Regions from separate parts of the Homo sapiens genome. Here region 2 is linked to region 1. Evidence: chromatin loops called from intact Hi-C (ENCODE). Cell type or tissue: PC-3. All regions are shown on one strand. Region 1 overlaps KLF12 (KLF transcription factor 12). Region 2 overlaps LINC00393 (long intergenic non-protein coding RNA 393).

Region 1 (2,500 bases):
ATTTCTATTATATTTTCTAATGTCTCAGCAGTTACCAATATAGCTCATATTCATGAGCTATTTGATCAGGACTTACAAACAACTTACGGGGAGAGGATTTTTCCTTGAAAAATGTCAGTGTGCTCTTAAATGATTTATTATCTTGGCATCACTAAGCACTATGCTTTATCTAACAAGGAACCTAGATGGGGGGGTCTGAAATGGAGCTTTATGTGGAATGAGCTATTTAATTAATGAATACAGATGTGAAGTCATGAACAGCAGCACTCACTCGTCTGAAGTTAAGATCTAGCAACCACAAGCACCTGCGAACAAAAGGCCACCAGGATGCACAGCTGTCACAAAGCCCCTGATTTTCTTTGTAGGAATATCCTCAAACCACTTCAGAATCTCATCCAGTAAATGAAGATGAAGATTCAAATTAGAAGCAAGAAATACTGGAATAGCAGCAAGAAATGATGAGGCAAGTAAGAAAGTGAGAAAAGACAGAATCTGCAATCATTTAGGATCGCTATGTGTGGAGGGGCGTGTGTACATATGTGTGTGTGCATTCCAAATATGTAATCAAATATAATTAATGGAATAAACATGTAATAGTATTTGATATTAATTACAGAGACTTCATTCATCAAGAGAAAAATTATTAAATAATGTGTGGTTTCATAAAGGTAGGGAAGATCATACTCTGGAAACCATTAAATCAGAATTGCTTAATATTTTTAAGTGTCTATATGAATAAACTTCCTTAATGTACAAAATTCAGATATGAATAATTCCTAAGAAATGTGACTACCTTAAGTTTACTAATTTTTAAGGTTAGAGGTGTATGGCTTTCATATGAATTAAAATGAATATTATACAGGATTACCTACTGGGCCTCACAAATTTATCAGAGAACAGTATGTCAATTGGGGATAGAAAATATTTCCAGATTCATTTGAACAGACTATTTTTACATATTGTAATTCCTTTGCAAAAAAAATTTGATTTTATCTTTATTTTGCCTTTTAAAAAATTCATCATTAAATTGTAATATTCTGCAGAACACTGATAATGTCAGTGTCATTGTTCCATTTTAATGTCATGTCATACATACTGTTAGAGTTCTAGTTTCTCTTCAGACCCTCTTCTAGACTAGACCCAACATCTGGTTCTGGTGCACCATCTAGTGGCTGTAGGAATCACTGATGCCTGAATGTTACTTGCTTTTACTGCATTGTAGAAATTACTAGAGCATTTATTTTTTAGAAAATAGTGAGAATTCTAAAAGGCAAAACCAAATTCACAAAATTATTTTCTTCTAAAATTCAAATGCAAATCAGTTAATAAGCAATAGAACTCTTAACGTGAGGGAATCCATAGTGCATAATTGTTTTGTATAGCACATATTTAAATGACCATATTAATTTAAATGGCAATGCATACTCATTTAAGTACTAATATTTATTTGTGAATATGCATATTTATTTAAATACTCTGTAAACTGCTTCATGTACAGAGACCCACAATTTAGACAGTGGATATAAATAATTAACCTGCTGACAATAATGTGTATGTGATGGCTGAGATATATTTTTTCCTTTTTTTGACATGCCTTAAATGATTAAGCACAAGCAGGCATTAATAAACTCATTCAAAAATACTTGGTCACATCTTCGTGTTATTATCTAAACTGTACACTCATGAAAATATACTTATTTTTAATTTAGAAAGGCACTCCTCAGCATTTCTTTTTCTATTCTAAATTCTTTGCTAATATCTAGAAAATGTACCTCTTTCAAATACCTACAAATATGTTTAAGTTACTAAGTTGTAAATAAAAAGATGACTGATCAGGTACTTATATGGTACAAAAAGATGAAGCATTAAAGGCAAAATTAACTTTCTCAAAGCAAGTTTCTCACTGATACTTACTCCCCTCCCATAGCGTGCATGGCTCTCGTAAGTCAACTGGTATAATCCCAAATTCCAAATTAATTGTTGGTCACACACAAGTAACTTACTCAATATGCCTGAAGCAAAGGTAAGGCTAAGAAGATGTTTACTAAGAGCATGCAAACCAACCTGATTCCCTATAGAAATAGTTTTGATTTCATTTTGAACACTGTTACAAAATCTTATACATAATTATAAATCAGAAGTCAGGATGGGCTCATTTTGAACTAGTTACAGAAAAATCAACCAAATTTCACTTTTTTTCTTTCTAAAAATAATGTTATTTGACTGATAATAGTTCAAGGAAGCCATGACTGCACATAGTAACTATCTCTCTGCTAAGTGGATGAATGGATTTGACATATCTTGGTTTTGGGCAGGTATTTCACAAGGACATTTAGATTTAACTGTGAGGCAGAGAAATGTGAGCTGGAAACAGGAGAGCTAGGTGGATTCTGGCTACTGTTTAAAGAATTAAGACCTATCTGAATGGAGGCCTCTCGGATCATGTCTTAGGGTTTTTTCCTTGAACGCATCCCATTCAATACATTCATCAATTACCTGG
Region 2 (2,500 bases), 110 kb before region 1:
AAGGTGTTAGCAGGGTTGGCTTTTTCTGAGGCCTCTCTCTTGGCCTACAGATGGCTGTCTTTTCCCCATGTCTTCACATGGCCTTCCCTTTGTACCTGTGTTTAAATTTCCTCTTCTTGTTAGGACACCCATTATATTGGATTAACCTACCTTGATGACCTCATTTTAACTTAATTACCTCTTTAAACACTATCTCCAAGGTCAGTTACATTCTGAGCCACTGGGGAGCTAGGACTCTAATATAGGAATTTTGGAAGGCTACAATTCAGCCCATAACAGATTTCTTTTTATTTTTAATGATGATATAGCTGAAAACAGAAAAACAAAATATGTTTTTTTTTTTTAACTAAGATGGATGGCTGGTGTGTTAGAATCAAATGGAGTATTCTTCCAAATTATATTCCCTGCTCCTACGCCACACATAGAGATTCTGGTTATTCAGTATTCTCCTCCAAAATTCTTGATACAAACATATATGATCACCTTTGATCACATAGTAAAGGAGAGGTGAGGATATGATTTCTTGATCCTCAAACTTCAGGGCAGGGATAGTGGTGGCAGAGACCAAATGTCTGAGATGTACCTGCAGGCAAGAAAGGAAGGTCCCTGAACCATCTAGGGCTGGGAAGAGGCCACAGGACATAATAACAGAAAGTCCTGAAAGGGCCTTTAATGACTGGAGCTGTACAGTAAATGGACAGGAGTCTTCTTAAGATAATGAGTTCACTACAGAGGATGGATAGAGTTGTAGGTGGGATTTGTATTGAGGATAAAGTGTTGATTTAGCTTCTACTACCAATCTATTGATTCTATCATTTATGATTCTCTTATCATTGAGATAAGAAAATTAAATATAGAGAGATTAGTTTTCTTAAAGGATAGGTCCAAATTCAGAGGCTACACCTGAGATTGTACATTGATAGAAGCCTATTTTATACAGTCACATACTGAAGAAGGATGTTTTAGTTAAAAATGGACTGCACATATTAATACAATGGTGATCCCATAAGATTATAATAGAGCTGAAAAATTCCTATTGCCTAGTGGCATCATAGCAGTTAAATCATTGCACAATTATTTTTTGTAAATTTAGTGTAGCCTAAGTGTACAGTGTTTATAAAGTCTGCAGTAGTGGACAGTAATGTCCTAAGCCTTCACATTCACTCACCACTTACTCACTGACTCACCCAGAGCAACTCCCAGTCTCACAAGCTCCATTCACGGTAAGGGCCCTATATGGGTGTACCACTTTTTATCTTTAATACTATTTTTTTGCTATACCTTTTCTATGTTTAGAAACAAAAACACTCCACACTGCACCACAGTTTTCTACAGTATTCAGTATAGTTATATACTATGCAAGTTTGTAGCCTAGGGGCCATAGGCTATGTCACATAACCTAGGTATGTAGTATGCTATATCATCTAGGTTTTTGTAAGAACACTCTCCAATGTTTGCACAATGACAAAATCTCCTGACGACACATTTCTCAGAAGGTATCTCCATCACTGAGTGACTCATGGCTGTATTTGCATGACTCTTTACTGTATCCAAAGTGGTTCACAAACCGTATATCCACTATTAACATTATCTCCTTTAGTTATTCACTGGTCAGATCATTCCAATCTAGTTTCCCTTTCCACTACTCTACAGAACTGTTTTTTAAAAGTAACCCTCTATTTTTTACATAAAATAATGATTTTCATTTTTATCTCACCAGACTCAAACTCTTTGCATTCCTGTCTTCCACAACAGCACACATTTCTAGTGATATTCCCATTTCTCTGACCATTCCTTTTGATTTCCTGTTGCCATTGCAGGATTTTGAGCCTTAAAAAGTTGGGGCTTCTTGGGGTTTTGTCCTTTTTCCTGTTCAATTCTTAAGCTCCATATTCTCTTTGAACAATCACATCTAAATCCACAGTCTCAACCAACAACTGCTTACCAACATTTCCCAAATATCTCCAGCCAAGTCATTGCTTTTGACCTCCAAACCAGTTTTTCCAACTGTATATGGAATGTCTTTCACTTGGATATCCCAGAGGATTTTTGCATCTGCATGGACAAAATGGAGTAAATCTAGCCTCCTAGTTTCCCTTTTGCTCCTGTTGGTGTTCATAGTGTTGTTGGATTACAACGTTGTTTTCAAACTTCCAAGCCATTCACATGGAGATTATTCCAGATTTTCTCTATTTCACACTCATAGTCAGTCACGAAGTCCTGTCATTTCCTAATCATCTCTTGAACCTGTTCCCTTTTGCTACTTCCTCTGTTATTTCCCTATCTCCAGTATTTATCATCTTTTGCTGGACTAGCGCAATAACCCAATGCAGTCATAGATTTCATCAGTCCAACCTCCACATCACAGCCCAAGGTGTCTTTCAGAAACACAAACCTTATGGCGCCACTACCCTGGAACTATTGCTCATCATTTTCTTTGGGATTAACAAAGAAGCTTTACACTGGCATGGAGTATATTCTGGCACATTTCTACCTTGCT

Evidence for each region. Peaks named below come from ENCODE experiments on the same cell type or tissue, not always from the same donor. Only the 100,000 strongest peaks of a DNase experiment are listed, where the experiment ranks them.
Region 2: a loop joins it to region 1, with 2.9 times the contacts of the local background. A loop is called at or near these places in 2 of 110 quality-filtered maps.

Annotation. Positions count from the first base shown.
Region 1 is chr13:73,707,417-73,709,916 of GRCh38, forward strand. All of the region lies in intron 7 of KLF12 (KLF transcription factor 12), which reads right to left. Among named protein-coding and RNA genes, the nearest start is that of LINC00393, 47 kb to the left of the region's middle. In PC-3, CTCF peaks have their summits at 1,170 (motif pointing left) and 1,369; a DNase peak (open chromatin) is centred at 1,155; H3K27ac peaks cover 2,127 bases.
Region 2 is chr13:73,597,075-73,599,574 of GRCh38, forward strand. The region is part of intron 2 of LINC00393 (long intergenic non-protein coding RNA 393); the gene reads right to left. The region is part of intron 2 of LOC105370256 (a long non-coding RNA gene); the gene reads left to right. Among named protein-coding and RNA genes, the nearest start is that of LINC00392, 34 kb to the left of the region's middle. In PC-3, no CTCF peak of the experiment used is centred here; a DNase peak (open chromatin) is centred at 1,457; H3K4me3 peaks cover 477 bases; H3K27ac peaks cover 2,500 bases.